Linked DNA regions of Homo sapiens: region 1 is linked to region 2. The links are chromatin contacts, found by Hi-C or POLR2A ChIA-PET in ENCODE. All regions are on one chromosome and are shown on one strand. The core of a region is the stretch at or near the end of the contact, and the rest is flanking DNA. Distances in the headings are between cores, read along the strand shown. Region 1 holds the start of LNPEP (leucyl and cystinyl aminopeptidase). Region 2 overlaps LOC101929710 (a long non-coding RNA gene).

Region 1 (7,380 bases), core at 555-3,054, 400 kb after region 2:
TTATAGAGTGTTTGTGGCTATTTTAGATGTATGGTCAGACAAGGGTTCTTTGCAGAGGTGACATTTGAGCCGAGACTTAAATGACAAGATGGAATCAGTAGGCAAAGCACTAAGCAGAAGAAACAGTTCTTGTGCGAGGAGCGAGCAAAAGGAATTATTAACAATGATGGATGGAACTTGGCGACTTCCGGGAACAGCATGAAGGCCTTTGTTACCAAAATATGGTGAGTATGTGCTGATGAGGTCCCAGAGTTAGGCAAGGAGTTTCATTTTTTATTCTAAGTGCAGTTGGTATCCACTGGAAGTTTCAAGTAGAGCGTGCGTTGTGAGGGATGTAATAACAACAGGCAGTTTAAAATACAATATTGTACTTCGATTTGACTTCTTCGAAACCTAGTTTCCAATTCCAGTGCTGGTCAAACAACACCCTGGCCGTCCCTGTTTGAGCAGGCTGTTTGCGCTTGCCGCGGCTTGTTTGTCCCTGGCGCCCCGCTGTTGAAAGCCTCAGAGCGTGTGACAGTTGGCAGGCGCAGTGAGGCGCAGCCCGAGCCAAGTCAATGCAGGGGCCGGGGCTGAGGGAGGGGAAGAGGCAGAGGAGGCGGTGATGGCGCGCTGGGAGGGCGGCGGCCTCTGCAGCGAGGGTGGTGGCGATGCGCATACCGAGAGGATAAGGAAGCGGTTCCCGACGAGCCTCCTCGGGGCTTATGGGGCCCCTGGCGGTTCGGCCTCGGAGGCTAGCGGGGCTGCCCGATTTGGCACTGGAAACAATGGTGGCTCGGGGCTGGAGGCAATGGCGCGAGTGCTGGGGGGCAGGGGCGACTAGGGGAGTTTCGGTTTCTCGGGCCTAGCGCCGCGGAGCCTTGCTGCGGGCCCCAGTGGTAGCACCCCCGGGAACCGCAGGTGTTGATTTAAGGCTCGGAACAGGCGGGCCTTCTGCCCACATCCTGCGGCGCCCGCGACCCGGGCCGGGCGATCCGGCGCCGGGTTTTGTTATCCGCCCGCACCTAGAGGCCGCAAGGCAGCCGCCAGCCCCGGGACTGGACCCCAGGGCGCCCTCGGCCCTGCGAGGTCCCCGCCCTCTCTTCCGTCTCCTCCTCACCGCCCTCCTGAGGCACTCTGATGCGGGCGGGCATCTCTGCCGAAAACACCTACAGCGCCCGCTCCCTCGGTCCTTCGAGCAGTGATCCCTCCGCGGCCAACCTCCCCAGGGAAACCAGCGATTCGCGGTTCAGATAGCGACCTTCGCCCGCAGGTTCCTGCTCTGCCTTCAGACTTCGGCTTCAGTGGCACCTGCTCAGCGAGGCCTCGTCTAACCAAGCCATCCGAATTAACTACCCACTCACTCGCCATCACATCACCCCGATTTAATTCGCAGCGGGGCACTGACTTTACACTCGTGTGTCTTCTGTGTTTATTTATGGTCTGTTTCTGGAATGTCCGCTCCTGGGACTGGGACCATGATTTTCTGGCGCAGTGCGGGTGTCTCGGCGTCCGGGATCGGGCGGGTCGCAGTAGGGCTCCACATTTGTTGAGTGACTGAACACCGTTCCCGGCCGGGGAGAGCGCCGCAGCCGGGTCCACTTCAGGTAGGGGCTGGGCTTTCCCGGCCCCGCCTAGGCCCCGCCCCCAGCGCGAACCCGCTCCCACCTCGCCTGTCCACGGAGCAGCAGGGGGTTTGACTGTGCTTTTCCCTCTTGCTTCCCTCGCTCTTTCTGCAGCTGCCACGAAAACCCGGAACGGCGGAGCGGCGCCGCCCCTCGCGGCACCTCCCTGGCAGCCCTTGGAGGCCGCGCTGGGCATGCTCAGTCAGCTGGGCCGCCTCAGCTCTCGGAGTAGGAAGCTCGGGCGCTCCGGCTGTAAGGAGCCGCGGCGGGGGGAAAATGGAGCCCTTCACCAATGGTGAGTGGGCTGCCGAGGCGCCGGGACCCGGGCTCTCCGGAGCCCTGAGGGTCGTGGGCAGTCGTGACACGCGGGGTCGGGCTGCAGCCGTCTCCCCCAACACCGCGGGCTTCCCACGAGGGCTGAGGGAGGCAGGGAGAGGGGATCTGGGGGAGGCAGGGAGGTTCGGGGGGCGGGCGGCGGCCAGTGCGGGACCCGGGGCTGGCTTGAAGGTCAGCGCCGCCGCCGCTCGCCCGGGGTGCGGCCGGTGGGCAAACAGCAAAGTTTGGGCTGCTGTGCGCAGAGGAGTGGGCAGTGGGAAAGTTGGCAGCTCAGGTTTGCCCCCGGAGGAGGCGGTGTCGGCCCGACTCTCCTGTAGGAGCGTTAAGTTGTGGCAGCTGCCGAGCCCAACTTTTGTGGGGCGCCAGGAGCTGTCCCCCTGCCCTTCAGTGAGCTGCCGGCGTGACTTTTCCTAATAGGGCGGGGTGGGGGTGGGAGGCTTGGCAGGTTAATGTTGTGGAAGGAAGGGAAACTTCAGGAAAGGCTTGCTCACCTCGCTCGGTGCCGCGGAGGTGCCTGGCCACAGTGCCACCCTCCTGACCCTGCCGAGGTACTCGGCAGGGCCACCACGCATCCCCTCACTGGCTGCAGATCACATCAGTTTTTCAGTCAAAGACTTGTTAATGTCAAGGGTCCGTCACGGTGGTGATACCACTGTGTGACAGGAAGCGAGAGTCAACGCAGGGAGCCTGCACCCTGCAAACAGCCACAGCCCTTCACTGAACGGGGAGCATAAATCCCACCCTAGTTAGAACCATGGCTTTTGTGCGGACCAGAAGTGCCAGAGCCACAATATAGGGGTGAGATGTCTTACCGTTTTGCGGTGTTGAGTGTGTGGATTCCCTTTTAAGATAGAAAGTAGGAAAACTGCCAGTAAGGGAGACGACTCACTAAAAGAGGATTCAGTCTCTGGTTGACATGTTTTGCTGAGTGTGGTTGGTTACTTCAGGTACAGTATCACATTAATAGGGGCCACAGTCTATATCCCTGTTTAGTTTGTTAGTTACCACTCAAGAGCAGACAGATATTGTCCACTTTATCCCAAATCCCAGCCAGACTTTGTTGTATGCTGTGCTTCATTCATGGGGCTGTGAACTACTGATTATATTCTCCCTATTCCTAATGTAGAATGCTTTATTCTACTGCCATCTTTCTGTCTGCACTGTTTAATTAGGCTTACTGATAACAACTTTAATTCTGAATTTTCTTTCTCATTCAGGTTCTATTTGTAATTACTAAGACTTAAAGAATAGTCTGGTGAAGTTACTCGAAGAATTAAGGAAGGTTTGAGCTAAAATGAACTAGAGACCATCTAGTACTTTAGTGTAAAATATGTTTAATACAAGTCGTTAAGTCCTTGTAAGTGACTATTCCAATGTTCATTCTTTGTTTTTGGAAGAATGCTTGGAGTTACCATGTTTTTAAATGTGAAATTTCATCTAAATTAAAAAAAAAATCTCTGTGATGAGGCTGACTCACCCATTTGGTCAAGATTAGTGCTAGCTGATTTGCTGAACCTTTGCCTACAGAATTAAAGTACTTTCTCAAGTTTTAAAATTGGTGTCTTTTCTCTTATAGAATATGCTTCTAGATTGCTTCTAGATGTGGGTATTTGCAAACTGTCACATTTGGGAGGACAATGGAAAAATCCCACAGAAGAGAACAAAAAAAGAAGCAATGCTTCAACTTTCATGTAGGAAATTGGATTTCTGATTCTTTCCTATCTTTCAGAGTTGATGCTGGAGACAGCTTGGCAGTGCATAATTTTGGTTAATGTAGCAATCACTCCTTGGAGCCTTATTTAGCATCCTTTTACAAGGAAAACAGAAACGACAATATCTACAGTCAATAAGAAATTAAATGTTAGCAATTTGAAGTGCTTTTCAGGTTTAAGATGGACAGGGTATTTATTTGAAAACTTTTGAAGGATTGCTGTAGAATTTTCTAGTGTTTTCAAATGACATGGTACAGTAGACAGTTATATACTTCATCCTTTTGAGTACAAAAAATAATGCATGTATAATGCTCCCATTGGTCTGGGTGTGATGATGCAGAGTATTTCATTATCCATAGAATTTATGATTGCAAGATTTATCAAGCCTGGTATTGGATTTTGTTACACGTTCATCCTCTTTTAATGGAATCTTTCCCACTTACACTTTTTCATGTATCCCTATATATGTAGAGAGGTGTATGAGCTTAACAAAAAACAGTTTCAGTAATTTAGGACCACATATCTTTTAGTTAAAATCTTGTCAGTGGTTCCATCTACTGACCTATGCATTTGTAAAGGAAGTGAATTTAGCTTATATCTTGTCACTCTAGCCTTCAATACTCATCTATTCCAGTACGTTTTTTTTGTAGTTTCCCTGTTTTCTGTCCAAAGTTGCCACTGGTATGACCTATTTTTGTTGGGCCCTGCTCTCTACCTGTTGATAATTGGTTCATTTGATGAATATCCTATGTTAACCTGTTCAGGTAACATACTTCTGCAACCCATTTAAAATGCATATCCCTGGAAAGGGCTTATAAGGATGGATCTTAGTGCTAGGAATTCCCATTTAGCTCAGGATCTATTTTTGGCTTTGTCCTTGGGAGGGATTGCTATTATGTTGAAGTCTGGACATCTGGTCTGGGTTTGGATCTTTGGTGGCTTTTTTTATGAAGAGAGATGTGCTGGACCAGTACTTAAGATTGTTTTGGCAATAATGATTATGTCTTATTAGGCAGGTAGAGGTAAAACTGTTAAGTAATAGTGATTTGTATATTACAAAAAAAAAAAAAAATTGAAGGCAACTATCTGCTTTTTTGGTTAGAGATATTAGATTAAATAATTCTTTGATGTTTATCCAGATTTTTGTCTTCATTTGCATGCAGGGTTGGTATATTTTGTAAAAACTTAAATTCATCTTAAGAAATGCAAATGCTAAGGTTCACCCTCAGAATCTGATTAAGGAGGTCTGATTATATATGAAATACATACTAGAAAGTATGTATACTTTCTTTTTTTTTTTTTTTGAGACACAGTCTCACTCTGTTGCCCAGGCTGGAGTGCAGTGGCACAATCTCAGCTCACTGCAACCTCTGCCTCCCGGGTTCAAGTGATCCTCCTGCCTCAGCCTCCCGAGTAGCTGGGATTACAGGCGCCCGCCACCATGCCCAAATAATTTTTGTATTTCTAGTAGAAATGAGGTTTCACCATGTTGGCCAGGTGAACTCCTGACCTCAAGTGATCCGCTCACCTTAGCCTCCCAAAGTACTGGGATTACAGGCATGAGCCACCGCGCCCAGCTGAAAGTATATATACTTTCTAGTTTGTGATATATTCTAAAGTATATCTAAAGGTTGGTATTTTGGCATTTTGAGGTCCCAGAACTGAAAACATAAATAGTTTTTTTTTTCATATGAATGTAGGTCCTATGAATCACTTTTATTACCGCAGTGTGGTGCATAATCAAACAAGGAGGACTTAGTTGTCTTAAAAAATTATTTTTGCTTTCATGTTCAGATTGGTATCCAGTTGAAAGTATTTTTCAACTTCAAAAATGGGAAGTCTGGGCAACAAATGAGATATTTGTGGGTTGTAATACAGTATAAAATTGTGATTCCATCTTTTAATCTTACAAATAACAATTGTTCTATAGATATGTGAGTCTTTTTAAAAAAAAATTTTTAGCATCACTTCTCAAAAATGTGAGCATACCACATTTTGTTTTTATTTTTCTTTTGCTCTATGATAAATTTCCACATTGAAAGACAACTCTTAAGAAATAGGAGCTCATAGTTTCTCTGTGTGATGGAATATAAGTTAAATCCTGTTTTTATCTTTCTGTCTTAAGTTTTTAATTTTATTTGGGGGAAATAAGACTGTTAGGAATTAAGTGTTAGCATCACTAACAATCTAGGGTTAAAGCTATAGCTAGAAACAGCCCAGTTTTTAACTGGAAACTAGTGGTAGAAAAGTTCTTTGCTATTACTTGCCAGTTTCCAAAAACTGTCTTGATACATGCATAAAAACAGCATATTTTAGAAACTCTTATAACCGGTGATTATCATTTATCTGTAGGTTATCCTTGAGAACTCAGCCTGAAAGATAGATAACCAGAGAGATTGGTTATAAGGAAATTATATAGAAAATAAGTGGTAATTTTCTGCTCAGTAATTCAATCATACAGCTATCTTTTGAATGCCCATTTACAAGTAGATTTTCTGCTAGACACAGTTACATTAAAAAAAAAAAACCCACAACCTCGTCATCAGATAATGCTTACCTAAATAAGAGAAATGAATAGAAGAACCTAGTTTTGTTGTCATGCTAATATGAAATATGGAAACACAGAAGAAATAAAAAAGCAATAAAGTTTTGTCTAAGACAGTATTCTAATTATGAAATAAATGTACAGAAACTGTTCATAACTGTTTGCATGTCTACTAATTTAGTGTAATACTCCTATTAGGAAACAGCAGTATTAACCCTGTCTATGAAAACATTAGGAAATTGAGATTTGAAAGAGTTTAGCCAAGATTACCCCAGATGTTGGGATGGACCTAGATGAGGCCTGTGGTTCTTGGCAGTCGAGGTGAGGTCAGTGCAGCTATGTTTTGTCAATTAGTCACCTCATGACTTGAAAACTGTAGGGCAGCAGTCCCCAAACTTTTCGGGACCAGGGACCACAGTCGGGGGGATGTATGTATACTTTCTAGTTTGTGATATATTCTAAAGGGGAGAAGGTTTGGGGATGACTCAAGTGCATTATATTTATTGTGCACTTTATTTCTATTATTATTGCATTGTAATATACAATGAAATAATTATACAACTCACCATAATGTAGAATCAGTGGGAGCCCTGAGCTTGTTTTCCTGCAAGTAGACAGTCCCATCTAGGAGTGGTGGGAGACAGTGACAGATCAGGCATTAAATTCTCAAAAGGAGCACACAACCTAGATCCCTCACATGCGCAGTTCACAATAGGGTTCGTGCTCCTATGAGAATCTAATGCCACCACTGATCTGACAGGAGGTGGAGCTCAGGTGGTAATGCTAACGATGGGGACTGACTGTAGAGATGAAGCTTCACTTGTTTGCCTGCTGCTCACTCCTGCTGTGTGGCCTGATTCCTAACAGGCCAGAGACTGGTACTGGTCTGTGGCCTTGGGGTTGGGCAAACCTACTGTAGGGGGCTGGAGTTGAGCTGATACTACTAGGCCTTTCCATAGTATAATTGGAGCAACCAGAAAGACACAGTCTTTTATTTATTTATTTATTATTATTTTTTTAATTTGAATCCGTAGATAAATTTCAGCAACTTTTCTGAAAGTTTGCAAGAAGCCAGGATTGAGAATGAAGGGACATTTTGGAGCCCTTGTGGTGGTACAGTTCTTTTTATATCTAGATCTTGACCTAGATCTACATATGGCCGTTATAGAGAGTGTTGCTTATT
Region 2 (6,636 bases), core at 2,962-5,461:
TCTCCAGTACCAAACTAGACTAATAGTTCCCTGATTGTGTCCCATGAATCCCTGGAGAACACCAATAACTTTTCAGGGAGTCTAAAATCAAAGCTATTTTATAATAATATTAAGACATAATATGCCTTTTTCACTGCTTCGAGATTCGCACTGATGGAGCATAAGCAATGGTGGCCAAAACTGCTGACACTTAGAAAAATTGCAGATACTTTAGCAAACCACGGCATGGTGGTACCAAGCAGTACATGTAGGCTCCAAATTTTCGGCCATGCACTTCCATAGAAAAAAACAAAATGCCACTTTTCATTCAGATGGTCATTGATGAAGCAGCAAAAATATTAACTTTATTAATCCTGACTCTTGAATATATTTTTTTAATATTCTCTGTGTCAAAACAAGAAGTGTGCATAAACTACAGTCTACTCAAATATGTGAGTGTACCCAGGGATAGGCACTTGTGCAATTGTTTGAGTTGTGAGCTGAATTAGATACTTTGGCCATCCTACACCATTTTTAATTGATTGGACAATTGCTAGACTATGGTTAGTCAAACTTAAAGTTTTAGCAGACATTTCCTAAAATAAATTAAATGAGCCTGTCACTTCCAAGAAAACAATTGACAGTGTATATTGTCAATGATAAAATATAAACTTTCAAGCAGAAATTAGAATTTTGGAATATTTGCACCCACCAGTATGAACCTGACAGGTTCCTAATACTTAAAGTTTTTCTGATGAGCTCAGTAGTAATAGTAACAAATGTTATCTTTTGATAGTGTAAAATGAAATGTGTCAACATTTGGAGGATCTGCAAATCACATTGAATCGACATTTTCCAAATAACCAATGCATGATGTCACAAAATCATACACGAGCAAAAATCTATTTAAAGTATGAGATAGATTGATGGATTTAAATGTAACAGAGTATGAAAACTGCAACTATATGATGTCAGATTCCATATCACAGGTAACCTTTAAGAAACCGTTACTTGTCCTGTTTCGGTGAAGTATAAAAGAAAAATAGGCTGTAATCCCACCACTTTGGGAGGCTGAGGTGGGCGGATTACGAGGTCAAGAGTTCAAAACCAGTCTGACCAACATGGCGAAACCCCATCTCTACTAAAAATACAAAAATTAGCCAGGTGTAGTGGTGCGTGCCTGTAATCCCAGCTACTCAGGAGGCTGAGGCAGGAGAATCCCTTGAACCCAGGAGGCAGAGGTTGTAGTGAGCTGAGATCATGCCACTGCACTCCAGCCTGGGCGGCAAAGTGAGACTTCATCAAAGAAAGAAAGAGAGAGAGAGAGGAAGGAAGGAAGGAAGGAAGGAAGGAGAGAGAGAGAGAGAGAGAGAGAGAGAAAGAAAGAAAGAAAGAAAGAAAGAAAGAAAGAAAGAAAGAAAGAAAGAAAGAAAGAAAGAAGAAAGAAAGAAAGAAAGAAAAGAAAGAAGGAAAGAAGGAAGGAAGGAGGGAGGGAGGGAAGGAAGGAGAAAGAAAGAAAAGAAAGAAAGAAGGAAAGAAGGAAGGAAAGAAAGAAAAGGAATAAAGAAAGAAAGAAAGAGAAAGGGAAAGAAAGAAAGAAAAAGAAAACTACAGTAGGCATTATTGGCTCTTCAGGGAACAATATTTACAAAGCCACAATAATGTAAACATTTCATTGACTTTCAGTTTTTAGAATCAACTTGTAGGCCTAATTACTCTTACAGAACAAATGGCATATAGTATCAACCTTGTAAATTCAATAAATACAGAAAGCAGAGAATGAGAGGAACCAGTGGAAAAAAGAAAACGTGGGCAGAAGCCTAATTTCCCCACCTTAGCAAAAGTCAAAGAATGTTACCTAAGGTTGATGTAATAAGAATATGACAGTGTTGGCATTTTGCTAAATATTGTAAGGAAACAATAATTGGCACAGCGAATACTGAAAGCATAAGGAAGAGGGAAATGGGAAGAATATAAGGGAGCTAACTTTTCATTTATCATTGTGGAAGCAAAGATAAAATGTAAAAAATCAGTATTTTAAAAATGTTATTTAGAAATATGGAGCTAAGTGAACAAACAGCTTTTTAAAATTAGAAAATATTGCCTCTGGGGAGGAAGAACAGGCATAGGACATGGTGGCATGAGTTGCCAGGTAAAATATAGGAGACTCAGCTAAATTTGAGTTTTATGTAAATAAACAATTTTTTTTTTTTTTTTTTTTTTTTTTTGAGACGGAGTCTCGCTCTGTCGCCCAGGCTGGAGTGCAGTGGCGCGATCTCGGCTCACTGCAAGCTCCGCCTCCTGGGTTAACGCCATTCTCCTGCCTCAGCCTCTCGAGTAGCTGGGACTACAGGCGCCCGCCACCAAGCCCGGCTAATTTTTTGTATTTTTGGTAGAGACGGGGTTTCACCGTGTTAGCCAGGTTGGTCTCGATCTCCTGACCTCGTGATCCTCCCGCCTCGGCCTCCCAAAGTGCTGGGATTACAGGCGTGAGCCACTGCACCTGGCCAAATAAACACTTTTTAAACCTAAGTATGTCCTCAGTGGTACCTACTTTTATTTGTTAAAACCGACAATTGAAGATACTGTTGTTTTGTTATGAGGAGCCCTTTAGTACATTTAAATCTTTTAACTATATGTTAAATAACCATATGTTAAATATTTAAGGTTTTTTTTTTTTTTTTTTTTTTTTTAAAGAAAAAGGAGGAGGAGGGCTGGGTGCAGTGGCTCAGGCCTGTAATCCCAGCACTTTGGGAGGCCTAGGCGGGTGAATCACCTGAGGTCAGGAGTTCAAGACTAGCCTGCCCAACATGATGAAATCCCATCTCTGCTAAAAATACAAAAAATTAGCCAGGCGTGGTGAGAGACGCCTGTAATCCCAGTTACTAGGGAGGCTGAAGCAGGAGAATCACTTGAACCTGAGAGGTGGAGGTTACGGTGAGCCGAGATCGTGCCACTGTACTCCAGCCTGGGCGACAAGAGCAAAACTCCGTCTCCAAAAGAAAATAAAAGGAGGAGGACAGTGGAACAACAGTATCCAAAGGCAGTGAGATGTTGAATAGATGAAGTTGTAGACATGCCTGGTGTATTTGCGACATGGAGATCAATGATGTCTTTGACAAGAAAATTTTACTGGAGTGATGGTGATGCAAGTTGGTCTGTAGAGGATTAATAGGCGCATAGAAGTAAGGAAGGAGAGGTAATTATAGAAGTGGAAAAGAGTAAGGTACAGGTATGGCAGTTGAAGAAAATCCATGGATTTCCAGAGTGATGATACATTTTTCTTTCTCTATATTCATCACATTTCTCAAGTAAATCTTTTTTGAGCTGTCCTATTAAATCTGTGCATTATGACAGCTTGGAAATTCTAATCATAATTTGGGATAATACCATGAGAAATGCTCCCCTCCCAAATAATTGAGTAGGTAATGGTCTGACATTTTGATGGAGGGATATTTGTAACAGTATAAATTTTTTTTATAGAAAGAAGGAAGCAAGTAAGAATATAACGTGTGATTTAAATCAGATATGGGGCAGGCATGGGAACTTCTGATCTCATTTCCACTGATAAAAGTTATTAAGCCAAGCTATCTTCTCCTATGAGCACCCAGAACTCTAATTCTCTTATAATTTGAATCTACCCAGTGCTCAAATTAAGCACTTAATTATGTATGGTCTTGGAGAAATACAAATACGACTAAAATATGGAGGCTGCTTCTAAAGAAAAGAAGCTTTCAATACAGTGGCTGGAATATTTGAACTTCCCTGACTGCCTGCTGCCTTGTTGGCTTCATGCCAGACTGAAGCCCACCCTTGCTGAGCTCTGTCCCATATCCTCTTCACCCAACTCAGTTACCATCCTTCACTTCGCCCAAAAGCTACTCTTACTCACAACTCTATTTGAACTGGATTCTTTACCAAAAGATATAAAACCAGTCTGCCTGTTTTCAGCAGATTTTATTAAAATGTCTGAACACATTTTACTAAAGTTGAAGCAATAGACTACCCCTCCTGCCCCCATTTAAGCTTTCCAAGTACTCTCTGTTCCCCTTCAGTTGTGCTATGATTTGAAAAACCATCTAATTTGTATTGCTGGAGTCACATACGTGTATGATGAGCCATTGATGGCCTTGAGATGAGAACTTTTTATTAAAACACTTCAGTTACTATACTTCTGTGAGCAACACAGGAAGAGAAAAAAAAAACTTATCTTTTCAACTCCCATGGCAACTGACTCATCATTTCCTCTCCAAAGAGGTTAACCTCATCTCATTTCACTGTTCTCCATGTCACTATAGACTCTGCCATCTTTGAAGCGGCAGAAAAACAAAGGGTGGATAACTTTCTCTTCCTTTGTTTTAGAAGTGCTGCTTCCAGGAGTAATCTGATTGTCACTCGGTCACTTGGGCCATGGTTCTTTTTTCCCAAGACCAGTCTCAGCACATTTTCCCCATCAAAACTGTAGATACCTAATTTTTATATTTGCTAATGTTTTTGAGGGGGGGAGCAAAATTATATTGTATATCATGTAGCAAAAGCATCCTTTATATCCATATTGATCCTGTCAACTCCTCCCCTAAAATATCTCCCTGCAGTAGCTTTCATGCTTTCAGCCCTCTCTTTCACTTGGCCTCATTCTTCTCCACCTCTCTAGTAGGCAGGCTCTATCTGTTTTCTCTCCCACCCCTCTGAAAACCCCAGTCAGAGCATGCAATCTACACACAAGGCAAAGACTGGTTAAACAGCCAGCAAAAGAAAAACTGTTTGTTAGACAAACCAGGTCACCTGGTGTCCTTCAAGCCTTCCCGCGAGTAGCTTCCTTTCAAACCTCCACATAGGTTATCAAGAGCAGTGTCAAGTTCTAGGGATGGGCTCTTTAAAGGGATACAATTACCAGTTAATTTGAAGCATCTAGGAAAGGAGGTGAGTGAATAGTAATTGATAGAGGTATGAAACTACGTAGCAATATGTGGATATGATCCTTATATCATACCTATCTGAAAGTAAAAGAATTTTGCTTTTCTCATATTTATCTGTTAGAAAAGATAAGGTTTGGAAAGCCTTTTGGAAATCAACTTGCTTTGGACATCACTGAAAAGCATGCAGATTAAAAACAACAAACACTAGGCTAGCAAAGTAAATGACCAATTACCTAAAAGCATTTGAAGATGTTATTAAACTTTGGAACATCTCTTGAATTTCTGAATTGATAATATAGTCAGAATTAATGTGCAGATTTGGAGATGTTCAAGTAGTTAAAAATGGTCCTGGACTAACCTCAATCTTGTTTTGCAACATCTGTTTTTTTAAATTAAAAAAAAAACAGAAAATGTAACATTGAAACACTGTCTCTTCACTCATACATAAGACCCCCCCACACACACACCGCTCCCTCAGAAATGAAATGAGCTTTGGGATACTGTCTCTGTATCACATCATAAGACATAGAAATATCAAGTTACTCTAATTTGCAGTTTGGGGTTTAAAAAAAATCTCAGGAAGTGAAGATCAAAAATCAATATCAAATGACTCAGAGAGGTATTCTGCTGCTATCAGGTCACCCAAAGAGGAAGCACTTCATATTTGGTCAATATGGTAGCAGCATATCACTCTGAATTGTATAGGAAATAGACCACAGAACTTTCATTATAAAGATCTTGCTAAATCAATGACTAACATTTGCAGTTAAAACAAATCCAGACTATTCTCTCTTATTTGTATTTTCTCATAAAAGTATGTATGAAGACAATCACAGCAAATGTCAAAATATCACCATTTTTTAAGATTCAGCAGAACTGACTCATAGTGTTCAAAGTTCAGGGATATAGTGAGTTGTTGAGAAAAACCGAAAAACTTAAGAGTCAAAGTCTTGAAACAACACACTTAGAGCCTATTCTAATGGGTAATGCAAACTTTATATCATGCCAATTGTTTGAAGTGGCAGCTTTTATTCTGTTATTAAGTGCATAAATATTTAGAATTGCATGTCTTCTTAGTTAATTGACATTTTATTATTTTGTGAAGTGACAGTTTTTATTCTAAATAATTTTGTTTTTTGTGAAATTTACTTTGATATTAATATAGCCATTCAAACTTCCTTTCAACTCATGTTTCTATGTCATCACTTTTCCATCCTTTTACTTTTAACCATCGCTTTTCATCCTTTTATTTTTGCTCTGTCTTGTAAAGTTCTATAGGTTTTGACAAACATGTCATGTCATGTATCCATCATAATAGTATCACACAGAACAGTTTCACTGCCCTAAAAATTCCCTGCGTTTCACCTCTTCATCCCTGTCTCCTGCCCTGAACCACTTATATTAAAAGTGAGTTTCCTTGTATCAATAATAAATAAATAAAAAGTGAATCTAAAAGAATCGATTTCTCATGGACAGCACATAGTTTGATCTTCCTTTTTAAACCTAATCCTGCAATTGCTGGCTTCAATTGGTGTATTTACACCGTTTACATTTAATGTGACTACTGAGATGGTTGGGTTTAAGTCTACCACCTTGTTTTCTATTTGGGCAATCTGTCCTTAGTTTATTTTTTTCTGCCTTATCATAAATTAATTATTTACATGATTTTATTTTTTCTTCTTTGGTGGCTTATTGGACATAGCTTTGTTTAATGGCTGTTTTAGTATTTATAGTATAC

The links. A loop is a pair of places that touch in the nucleus more often than their neighbours do. ChIA-PET counts read pairs that join two places held with the same protein, here RNA polymerase II (POLR2A). Pooled maps may share reads with other maps.
Region 1: a map of CD8-positive, alpha-beta T cell shows a loop between it and region 2 (5-fold over the local background). The contact joins the promoter of LNPEP here to the enhancer-like site in region 2. A Hi-C loop is called at or near these places in 3 of 168 maps with a recorded cell type or tissue (CD4-positive, alpha-beta memory T cell, CD8-positive, alpha-beta T cell and naive thymus-derived CD4-positive, alpha-beta T cell) and 8 of 50 pooled maps. POLR2A ChIA-PET finds 5 or more read pairs at or near these places in 1 of 52 experiments (H1).

Annotation. Positions count from the first base shown.
Region 1 is chr5:96,934,276-96,941,655 of GRCh38, forward strand. LNPEP (leucyl and cystinyl aminopeptidase) reads left to right here and starts at 1,805. Exons shown (of 18, transcript NM_005575.3): 1 at 1,805-1,899. The coding sequence starts at 1,881. LOC124901030 reads right to left here and starts at 1,800. Exons shown (of 1, transcript XM_047417984.1): 1 at 1-1,800. The coding sequence starts at 1,800. The coding sequence ends at 1,096. It also overlaps a transcript of ERAP1 not described here. RefSeq lists enhancers at 9-218, 279-408, 719-858, 1,159-1,468 and silencers at 489-608, 1,049-1,118, 2,059-2,128, 2,259-2,338.
Region 2 is chr5:96,533,385-96,540,020 of GRCh38, forward strand. The region is part of intron 4 of LOC101929710 (a long non-coding RNA gene); the gene reads left to right. It also overlaps a transcript of CAST not described here. Among named protein-coding and RNA genes, the nearest start is that of PCSK1, 100 kb to the left of the region's middle. Within about 2 kb of position 4,212, at least 5 of the 41 ENCODE cell types and tissues checked have a DNase peak (open chromatin) inside an H3K27ac peak, as active enhancers do; they include CD8-positive, alpha-beta T cell, where a contact is called at or near this core.